Regions from separate parts of the Homo sapiens genome. Here region 1 is linked to region 2. Evidence: chromatin contacts called from ENCODE Hi-C or POLR2A ChIA-PET data. All regions are on one chromosome and are shown on one strand. Each heading gives the region's core, a stretch centred on a gene start or an enhancer-like site at or near the end of the contact. The rest is flanking DNA. Distances are from core to core; before and after follow the strand shown.

Region 1 (5,465 bases), core at 329-2,828, 42 kb after region 2:
TATTCAGCGTGGTATTCAGCGTTGTTGCTATTAAACAAGAAATAATAACAGTGAAAAGACAAAGCGTTTCACTTATAAGGCTAGAGTATAGAACTGTGCCATAAATGAGGGAATTACGGAAGGATTATATAAATCCAAAAATTATTGAATAAAATACAGAAAAAAACCCCAGAAAGACAGCAAATTAAGGAAATGGCAACAGTTTGAAAACATAAATGAAGCACACATTTGGTAAAGCTACCTGAGAGAGGGAGGGGCAGGTTGACTGCATAGTAGTGTGAGGAACAGGAGGATTCATACAGTTTAACAATCCATTGTAAGATAGTTTGTTAACTATTCGGGGAAAGGTTTAAATTGGGGTCTTACTATAGACATTATACCAAAACAAAATCTAAGTGGGGCAAAAATGTTTGTTTGTTTGTTTGTTTGTTTGTTTGAAATGGAGTCTTGCTCTGTGGCCCAGGCTGGAGTGCAGTGGCACGACCTCAGCTCACTGCAGCCTCCGCCTCCCGGGTTCAAGTGATTCTCCTGCCTCAGCCTCCCAAGTAGCTGGGACTACAGGCGGGCGCCACCACACCCAGCTATTTTTAGTAGAGATGGGGTTTTGTGATGTTGGCCAGGCTGGTCACAAACTCCTGATCTCAGGTGATCCGCCCGCCTTGGCTTCCCAAAGTGCTCGGATCACAGGCGTGAGCCACCGTGTCCGGCCAAAAATGTTTAAAATAATATTAATTTTATTTTCTGATACAGGCATGTATAGTCCTAATCTGAGGCACACGCAGGACTTTCTGTGCTGTGTAACAGGTGGCCACGGATGTCGTGGCTTAAAATAACACCAGTTTGTTGTTTCATGCTTCTGTAGGGTGGAGTCAGGGCTCAGCCTGCTGGGTCCTTTGCTCAGGTCTCACGCGGCTGCAGTCAGGTTGCCTGTTCTCAGTGGGCTGTGTTCTCATCTGGAGGCCCAACTAGGCAGGGCCTGCTCTCAGACTGCCTCAGGTGCTTGGCAGATATCATTTCCCTGTGGTTGTAGGACTCACAGCTTCTTGTGCCAGAGCCTATCGGGGAGAGACTGCCCTCTGCTTACAGCCTCAGACCTTTAGACTCACTCTGAAGTGGCTCTTCGATAAGATGAGACCCACCCAGGATTATCTCCCTTTTGATTAACCTAAGATCAGCTGGAGATGGAGCTTCATTATGTCTGCCTGACACTTTCACCTTTGCCTCAGCCTATGCATGGGCGCGCCGTCTTCCCCGGTTCATAGGTCCCACCTGCACTGAGGACGGGGATTACACTGGATGTGAATGCCGGGGCGTGGGGAGCCCTGCGGGCCTGCTGGGATCCTGCATTACAATTTTATGACAAATGGTTGTTGACTTTAATTGAAGAACTTTTCAGTAAACTTAAAAAAAATTAACCTTCATTTATTACTTCTCCATCATTCTTCCTTTCCTATGTACATCCGGAATTTTGAGTTGTGTCATATTCTCCTTCCTGAAGAACTTTTTCAACATGACTTACAGGGCATGTCTACTTTTTTGTGTGAGAAAGTTTATTTTTCTTTCACTTTCGAAGGATGATTTTGCTGTACACATGACTGGGGTCGGGGGGTAGTCCCTCCAGTCTCTTCTTGCTGGTGTGGTTTCTGTTGACAAGTTCACTCTAATTCTTGTCCTTGTTCCTCTATAGCTAAGATGTATTTTTTTCTTGCTTCTTTCAAGATTTTCTTTATTTGTGATTTTCTACAATTGGGATATGATCTGCCTAGGTATAGATTTTTTGGTATTTATTCTGCTTGATGTTCTCTGGGCTTCGTGGATCTGTGGTTTGGTGTCTGGCACTAATTTTGGAAATTTTCAAAGCTCTTATATGTTGCAACTGTAACTGGAATTCTTTAAGTTTGCCAGGAACTATAAAGATAATCATTAGACTTTTTTAGATCTGTTGGTGTGATCAGTTGTATTAGCAGTTTTCCTAACAGTGAATCATCCATGTCTGTATGTATAGAATAGTCACTCGCTTGCTTACTATGTGTGAAGTTTTTAACGTGCTGCTGGATCTTTGGGGTGTGTGTCGTGGCACACACATGAGTGCACACATGAGGCTGGTTTGAAGGTTTCCCTTTTGCACATACGCTGTCTTCATCCTGTTTATATGCCAATGTTATGTTTGTCTCATAATAGGAACTTAGAACTTTCCTTCTTGTGCTGTGATCTAGAGCTGTGCTGTGTAGTAATGTAGCCTCTAACCGCGTGTGATTATTAAAATTTAAGTGAACTAAAATTACATGCAATAAAAAAACTGTTCAGTCACCAGTAGCCTCATTTAAAGGACAGACGTGGCTAGTGCAGGTCTAGAACGTGTCCATCACTGCGGAACGTACTGAGACTTCCTGCGTCGGTGGAAACATTCCGTCATCTACACCGGCCAGTCCTGTAGCAACGGCCTAGGTGGTTTTTGAACGTGTGTGTGTAGGTGTGCCCACACGCATAGGCATGTGGTGAGTGTGTGGGGTGCGTTTGCATGCCTGTGCACGGGTGGTGTGTGGTGCATGCGTGTGTAGGTGTGCCCACATGCACATGCATAGGTGTGTGGTATGTGAGTGTGTGGGGTGCGTTTGTGTGCCTGTGCATGGGTGGTGTGTGGTGCATGCATGTGTGTGGGGTGCATATGTGTGGCGTGGTGGGTGTGTGTGTGCCTGCACGTGTGTGGCATGTGTGTTTGGGTGGTTGTCTTTGCTGGCCCAGTTGTAGCAGCTCTTCCTGAGGTGGGGACCTCTGCCCCACAGCTGCCTGCCTGGAGCTCTCTGGTAGGCGGTCCCCCTGCCAGCCCTGCAGGCTGTATGAGGTTCTCCATGGTTCTCCCCGTCTGCCATTTGCCCTTTGTTATTGCTCTTAGTGACAGGCAGTTATTTAACATTCTGGCCAAAGTGGCTTTCGTTGTTTTCTTCTTCCTAAAGCCTTTAAAATTAAGAGTTAAAAAATAGGAAAGTAATGCGTGATGATTATAGGCATGTTAAAAATAAAGAAGAGAAAAAGAAATACCTCTGCCTCAAATACCCACTCCAACCTTTGGGCGTTTTTTTCTGTCTTTTTCCCTTTTCCTATTGAGAATACCATTGGGAGTGCTGACAGCGCTCGGCATGAGGGGCTCCTGTGACGTGCTGGCACCCTTTCTGGAGTCCCCGCGGACCCTCAGGGGCCAGCTGTGCCTTTGCATTGGCCACAGCGAGGAAGGGGGCCAGGGCATGCAGTTTCTGCAGGGCCACGTCTGCAGGTGGCCATGTGGGCTGCTCGCGCCGGTGGGGGCTTGTGTGAGGTGTGATTTATTTTGTGTTCAATCCATTTTTTTAGAGTATAAGTGTCTTCCATGTCTATGTGCTCATTGTAAATCTTTACTTTGATAACATATACCTAATACTTGTTATTTTAACCACTGGTAACTGTGTAGTTCACTGCCGTCCTCACCTACATTGTGGTGTTTGTTGGTGAGTGTGTAGCTCACTGCCTTTCTTACCCACATTGCGGTGTTTGTTGGTGAGTGTCTGGCTCACTGCCTTTCTTACCTACATTCCAGTGTTTGTTGGTGAGTGTGTAGTTCAGTGCCTTCCTTACCTACATTGGGGTGTTTGTCACTGGCACCCTGTCTATCTCCACGTCATGTTTTATCCAATAAATTTGTTTTTGATTCCTCCCTCTTCTTTCCTTCCGTGGACGCCCTGTGTAACTTTCTTTATTGAGGTGCCTTCTGTAATATTTTTCTGCAGTATTCTAATTGTAATTCTCTTATAAATGATGCTATTATGAACTTCTTTGTTGACAGAGCATTTTTGCTCTTTAGAATTACTTTTTTAAGGACTGACTCCCAGAAATAGAGTTCCACATTTGAAAGTAATGAGTTTTTTTTTTTTAACATTTCCCATATTTTCATAGTTTTTGTATTGTTCTTTGAGACCAAGAGAAGAATTTTTGGGTGTTTAAGAGAAAAAGAAGGCATGTGCTTTCTTTCATATGGTGGCTGAACACACGCAGAGCTGCTTGGCCTGTGGGCTGAAATTTGAGCATTTCTTTAAGACCTAGTTTGTTTATTTTTTACTCTCACTTCAGTGGTTTTAAAAATAACTACATTAACCAAACGTGGCTGTACCTCCGAGGACTTCTTGCCAGAGCTGCTCCTGGGAAAGGGTTCAGTCTCTCTAGTTTGTGCCCATCACCCAGTGGGACAGCTACATGGACGTGGCATGGCGGCGTGGCGGCATGGCCCAGTAAAGACCAGTTTGGGCAGGATGAATGGCCCTCAATTAAAGGGTGTCGTGGTAGGCAGGGTCTAATTTTATAAAAGCTTCTGGCACATGTACATTCAAAATTTCTTTTTTGTCTTTGATCTTGGCAGAAGAGGACACCCAAGTGTGTGTGCGTGTGTGTGCATGTTTTGTTTTGTTTTTTTTTTTTGAGATGGAGTCTCGCACTGTCACCCAGCTGGAGTGCAGTGGCACCATCTCAGCTCACTGCAACCTCCACCTCCCAGGTTCAAGCGATTCCCCTGCCTCAGCCTCCTGAGTAGCTGGGATTACAGGCACCCACCACCATGCCCGGCTAATTTTTTTGTATTTTTAGTAGAGACAGGGTTTCACTATGTTGGCCAGGCTGTTCTTGAGAATTCCTGACCTCGTGATCCACCCTCCTTGGCCTCCCAAAGTGCTGGGATTACAGGCGTGAGCCACCACGCCCGGCCCATGTGTGTGTGCATGTTTGTGTACGTGTGTATGCATGCATGTGTGTTTGTGTGCAGGCTCCTGTACATGTGCGCGTTTGTGTGTGTCCATGTGTTTGCTTGTGTGCGTGTGTGCATGCGTGTGTGTGCATGTGTGTGCATGTGTGTGCATGCACGTGTGTTTGGAGGCTCCTGTGCATGTGTGCATGTGTGCGCGCATGTGCACGCATGTGTGCGTGTGTGCACACATGTGTGCGTGTGTGCATGCGTGTGTGCATGCACGTGTGTTTGTGTGCACGCTCCTGTACGTGTGTGCATGTGTGCATGTGTATGCATGCATGTGTGTGTGCAGGCTCCTGTACGTGTGTGCGTGTGTGTATGTGTGCATGTGTTTGCATGTGTGTGCATGGGTATGTGCACGTGTGCATGTGTGCATGCATGTGTGTGAGTGTGTGTGCGCATGTGTGCGTATGCACATGCACTTGTGTTTTCATGGCCGAGGGTTTATTTTCTAGTAATTTGAAGCCCTAAGTGACAGAACCTTTTCTGTTCTTCTCAGTGTTTGTGCTACTGTCCTCTCCCTCTTCTCTCAGTCTCAGAAGATGTGTCAGGGTGTCTGGATGTGGTCTGTCAGCTCATCCACAAGGACTCGGGCCATCTCCCCTGTTCCTGCAGGTGGTGGGAAGTTTCTATATCCACATTTTCTTCATTGAGGATATTGTGGTTTGTTGTGAAAGTGCTTACATTCAGTGGG
Region 2 (5,367 bases), core at 1,707-4,206:
CCCGGCCCTGGGCCACAACTGCTTTCTGTCCCGCCAGTTTCGCCTGCGCCGAGGGCACTGTATCGTGAACCACAGGCTGTGTTGTTTTCATGCGTCTGGTTTCTTTGACTTAGCATAACGCAGCGTTTCAAGGTTTGTATTGATATGCTTTGCATATCAGCAGTTTATCTGGCTTTTTTTTTTTTTTTTTTTTTTTTGAGATAGGGTCTCACTTCCACCTAGGCTGGAGTGCGGTGGCGCAGTCACCACTCACCGAAGCCTCAAACTCCTGGACTCAAGCATTCTTCCTGCTTCAGCCTCCTGAGTAGCTGGGGCCACAGGCGCGGCCACCATGCCAGGCTTTTACAATTTTTTGTAGGTATGGGGTCTCGCTATGTTGCCCAGGCTGGTCTCGAATTCCTGGCCTCAAGTGATCCTCCCACCTTGGCCTCCCAAGGTGCTGGGATGACAGGTGTGAGCCACTGCGCCTGGGCTTGTCTTCCCTGTTTCATGGCTGAGCAGTGTCCCCTGAGTGGAGGCATACCTCGTTTCTCCAGTCGCCCACAGATGGACGTCGGGGCTATCGTGGCTAGTGTACTGTTTGTGAATATGCACGTGCCTGTGTGGACGAGGGTGTCACTGCTCTAGGGCTGGCCGAGTGGTCACTCTGTGGCTGTCTTTCCGGGAGCTGCTCAATTCTTCCCATAGTTGCTGCCCCATTCGTGCCCCGTCGAGTGGTGTGGAAGGACTCTAGCTCTTCTGCATCATGCCAGCACTTGGTGGCATTTGTCTTTTTAATTATGGCTGTGTGGTGGCATCTTGCGGTTTAACTTGCATTTCTGGTCCTACTTCCAAATAATAATTCCCCACAAGGATGGTTATCTTGCCGTGTTGGTAATGGCTTTGACAGCTGGATGACAGACGGTGTTGGCGGGCTGCCCTCTGCCCACCCCTCCAGGAGGGCCTGTGGGATGCGAGGCCTCTGCTACGAGGCTCCCGCTTGCCTGGCAGGTGGCAGGTGTGATGAGCATGGGGAGTGCAGGTGAAGCAGGAGCAGACAGGTGCGTGTCCTGGAGCTCTGCAGCTGCAGGGCGGGAGCCGGGGCTTCCGTGAGGCTCTGTGACACAGGTCGGGGCCACCCAGCCCAGCCTGGGTTCCTGCAGCCCCCACTCTCTGCCCCTGGTCTGAATGGTGGGGTTGGTGTGTCTCTGTTACAGGATTGGTGTGACGTCTGAGTCACTGTGCCTTAGAGTACGGAGTCAGCCTCAAATTATTAACCAGGCATTAGGGGATGGGGTCAGCCTCGAGTTACTAACCGGGCATTAGGGGATGGGGTCAGCCTCGAGTTACTAACCGGGCATTAGGGGATGGGGTCAGCCTCGAGTTACTAACCGGGCATTAGGGGATGGGGTCAGCCTCGAGTTACTAACCGGGCATTAGGGGATGGGGTCAGCCTCGAGTTACTAACCGGGCATTAGGGGATGGGGTCAGCCTCGAGTTACTAACCGGGCATTAGGGGATGGGGTCAGGCTCGAGTTACTAACCAGGCAGTAGAAGATGGGGTCAGTCTTGAGTTATTAGTATTTATCGGGGAGAGCAGAGAGAGCTTAGGAGACCACATTGCCACTGTTTAGGGTCAGAGTGGTCCCGCAGGTTAATTCACTTCACCCAGCCTCTCAGGGATGTAATGAGGCTGCTCGGGGGGCTGTCTCAGGCCTCTGGCCAGTAGTCCCTGTCCTCTCCAGCGACCGCTCTCTCCTGGGTGTCAGTGGTTTTTGGGAGTCCAGGTGCAGGTCTCAGCAGCAACTCTGAGGTTCTGCATAGCTAGTGCCACCTGTGACACTGCTGTCACTCCAAGGTGCACCTCACCACACCTGGAGCAGCGCCCGTGAGAGGAGGGAAGCGACACCCTTGGGCTGAGCTTTTCCGTGAACCGGCAGCTGTGTCCCTTGACGTGCTGAGAGGGCCTGGCTGTGAGCCGCATGGTACGAACCTTCTGAATGCAAGTGGCCAAGCCGGCATTCTGGCTGGGCTCGCTGGCCACAGGACGTCCACTGTAGGACAGCTGGGAGTGGGGGTGTCTGGCTATTTCACTATTAAAACAAGTGGAAACACTAGTTTGGTCCCGCCTGACCTCATGGAAGACGGTGGAGGTGGCAGCCGCCAGAGTGTGAGGGGCCATGGTCGCTGACCTCGCCTCCTGTTGTCTTAGATCCTTGGCACTGCAGGGGCGGTTCTGCCAGACATAGCTGTTGTCTCTTTGGCCACCAACTGGCCCCTATGGCGTTTGGCCTTCAGGGTGGTCATTGGGTGCGTGGCTCTCTAGGGTGGACCTGGCCATCCTTGGGTGACAGTGGGCCATGTGGTGGGGACTCTGCAGGCCACCTGGAAAGGGGTCCACCTGAAAGGGGCTGCACTGTGGTCCATTTGGGCCAGTGGCTTCAGTAGCCACACGCTGCTTGGTCCAGGTTCCTGCCTGAGCCCACTGAGCAGATGATGGGGATGAGGCCCAGAGTGCGAGCCTGGTGGGCAGCTGTGGAGCCTTATCCCTGAGCACCCTCCCTTGCCTACCTTTCAGGCTTCTGAGCGGCTGTCAGTTGCCACCTGCTGGCACTGTGAATGTTAGACTGCAGAGCTGAGTGGGGAGCCCCTTCCTGTGGTCCCTGGCACTCTGACCACATGGATGAGCCTGCGAGTGTGAAGCTGAGAACTGGGTTGACTGCCTGCTGCTTTGTTTCTTGCAAAGAGTGCCTTAGTTAGGGGACAGGCCAGCCCACCGTCATCTGCCTGCAGCGTCCCTCCAGGTGGTCGGGGGACACCGGGCTTCTGGGTCAGCAAGTGTTTGCCATACGCCTGGGTGCAAAGTGGACCAGCCACTGTGGGTCATGTGGGGGGATTTGGGTGGGACTCTCAGAGGAGCTGGTTCTCTTGAGAAAGACATCTGTCCAAGTAGCACACAGACTTGTGGGGACATATGACTTGCTTTAATTTTCTCCATCACCGTTACGGTTTTTCAGAGCTGTTGCAACTTCCTGTTTGCTGTAACGGCTGTGCCTCCCTCGCTGCTGCAGTGGGCAGTGTGTGCGTCGTACACAGGTGGAAGGTGGAGGCCTGGGCCCAGGCTGGAGGGACGTGGGGTGGGAATGGGCCTGACCAGCTAGGGAACAGAGGCAGGACCCAGGGGGACAGAGGCAGGACTGACCAAGACTGTCAGAAGAGCCAGCCGGGGTCTTCTCTGAATAGTCGGCTGCACGATTAAACTGGGTTCTGCTCGGGGAGTCCCTGGGGTTTGGAGCTCTGCCTGCCTTGCGGCCCAACCTGGCAGTACCCCCCACACAGGGGTCCAGGTGTCCTCTGATTCTGCTGTGCTGAGTCTGTTGGTGGAGCAGGAGGCCCAAGGACCAGGAGAGCTTCTGTGTGAGGCTGTGTCCTCCTGCATCCTTGTCTCCCATTCACTCGGGAGCATTTATGGGCGCATTCTCAGAGCCTTGGTGAAGTTGGAGTGGGATAGGGAGGGAGGATTGGTGGCGCCTTCTCAGAGCCTTGGTGGCATATTGAGTGGGATAGGGAGGGAGGATTGGTGAATGCCTTCTCAGAGCCTTGGTGGCATATTGAGTGGGATAGGGAGGGAGGATTGGTGAATGCCTTCTCAGAGCCTTGGTGGCATATTGAGTGGGATAGGGAGGGAGGATTGGTGAACGCCTTCTCAGAGCCTTGGTGGCATATTGAGTGGGATAGGGAGGGAGGACTGGTGAACACCTCCTCAGAGCCTTGGTGGCATATTGAGTGGGATAGGGAGGGAGGATTGGTGAACGCCTTCTCAGAGCCTTGGTGGCATATTGAGTAGGATAGGGAGGGAGGATTGGTGAATGCCTTCTCAGAGCCTTGGTGGCATATTGAGTGGGATAGGGAGGGAGGATTGGTGAACGCCTTCTCAGAGCCTTGGTGGAATATTGAGTAGGATAGGGAGGGAGGATTGGTGAATGCCTTCTCAGAGCCTTGGTGGCATATTGAGTGGGATAGGAAGGGAGGATTGGTGAACACCTTCTCAGAGCCTTGGTGGAATATTGAGTAGGATAGGGAGGGAGGATTGGTGAACGCCTTCTCAGAGCCTTGGTGGCATATTGGGTAGGATAGGGAGGGAGGATTGGTGAACGCCTTCTCAGAGCCTTGGGGGAATATTGGGTAGGATAGGGAGGGAGGACTGGTGAACGCCTTCTCAGAGCCTTGGTGGCATATTGAGTAGGACAGGGAGGGAGGACTGGTGAACGCCTTCTCAGAGCCTTGGTGGCATATTGGGTAGGATAGGGAGGGAGGATTGGTGAACGCCTTCTCAGAGCCTTGGTGGAATATTGGGTAGGATAGGGAGGGAGGATTGGTGAACGCCTTCTCAGAGCCTTGGTGTGGAATATTGGGTAGGATAGGGAGGGAGGATTGGTGAACGCCTTCTCAGAGCCTTGGTGGAATATTGAGTAGGACAGGGAGGGAGGACTGGTGAACGCCTTCTCAGAGCCTTGGTGGAATATTGGGTAGGATAGGGAGGGAGGATTGGTGAACGCCTTCTCAGAGCCTTGGTGGCATATTGGGTAGGATAGGGAGGGAGGATTGGTGAACGCCTTCTCAGAGCCTTGGTGGAATATTGGGTAGGATAGGGAGGGAGGATTGGTGAACGCCTTCTCAGAGCCTTGGTGGAATATTGGGTAGGATAGGGAGGGAGGATTGGTGAACGCCTTCTCAGAGCCTTGGTGGCATATTGAGTGGGATAGGGAGGGAGGACTGGTGAACGCCTTCTCAGAGCCTTGGTGGAATATTGAGTAGGATAGGGAGGGAGGACTGGTGAACGCCTTCTCAGAGCCTTGGTGGAATATTGAGTAGGATAGGGAGGGAGGACTGGTGAACACCTTCTCAGAGCCTTGGTGTGGAATATTGAGTGGGATAGGGAGGGAGGATTGGTGAACGCCTTCTCAGAGCCTTGATGTGGAATATTGAGTGGGATAGGGAGGGAGGATTGGTGAATGCCTTCTCAGAGCCTTGGTGTGGAATATTGAGTAGGATAGGGAGGGAGGATTGGTGAATGCCTTCTCAGAGCCTTGGTGTGGAATATTGAGTGGGATAGGGAGGGAGGATTGGTGAACGCCTTCTCAGAGCCTTGGTGTGGAATATTGAGTAGGATAGGGAGGGAGGATTGGTGAACGCCTTCTCAGAGCCTTGGTGGAATATTGGGTAGGATAGGGAGGGAGGATTGGTGAATGCCTTCTCAGAGCCTTGGTGGCATATTGGGTAGGATAGGGAGGGAGGATTGGTGAACGCCTTCTCAGAGCCTTGGTGGAATATTGGGTAGGATAGGGAGGGAGGATTGGTGAACACCTTCTCAGAGCCTTGGTGGAA

What was found. Hi-C counts contacts between places; a loop is a spot of excess contacts on that map. ChIA-PET counts read pairs that join two places held with the same protein, here RNA polymerase II (POLR2A). Pooled maps may share reads with other maps.
Region 1: a loop to region 2 is called in a pooled map, with 5 times the contacts of the local background. The contact joins two enhancer-like sites. A Hi-C loop is called at or near these places in 5 of 168 maps with a recorded cell type or tissue (B cell, chondrocyte, gastrocnemius medialis and 2 more), 3 of 37 single-sample maps with no recorded cell type and 10 of 50 pooled maps. POLR2A ChIA-PET finds 5 or more read pairs at or near these places in 6 of 52 experiments (B cell, Panc1, WTC11 and 2 more).

Annotation. Positions count from the first base shown.
Region 1 is chr10:132,591,998-132,597,462 of GRCh38, forward strand. All of the region lies in intron 1 of INPP5A (inositol polyphosphate-5-phosphatase A), which reads left to right. Among named protein-coding and RNA genes, the nearest start is that of INPP5A, 57 kb to the left of the region's middle. RefSeq lists enhancers at 970-1,049, 1,429-1,508. Within about 2 kb of position 1,579, at least 7 of the 41 ENCODE cell types and tissues checked have a DNase peak (open chromatin) inside an H3K27ac peak, as active enhancers do; they include B cell and natural killer cell, where a contact is called at or near this core.
Region 2 is chr10:132,548,620-132,553,986 of GRCh38, forward strand. The region is part of intron 1 of INPP5A (inositol polyphosphate-5-phosphatase A); the gene reads left to right. Among named protein-coding and RNA genes, the nearest start is that of INPP5A, 14 kb to the left of the region's middle. RefSeq lists enhancers at 1,489-2,231, 2,232-2,972. Within about 2 kb of position 2,957, at least 7 of the 41 ENCODE cell types and tissues checked have a DNase peak (open chromatin) inside an H3K27ac peak, as active enhancers do; they include B cell and natural killer cell, where a contact is called at or near this core.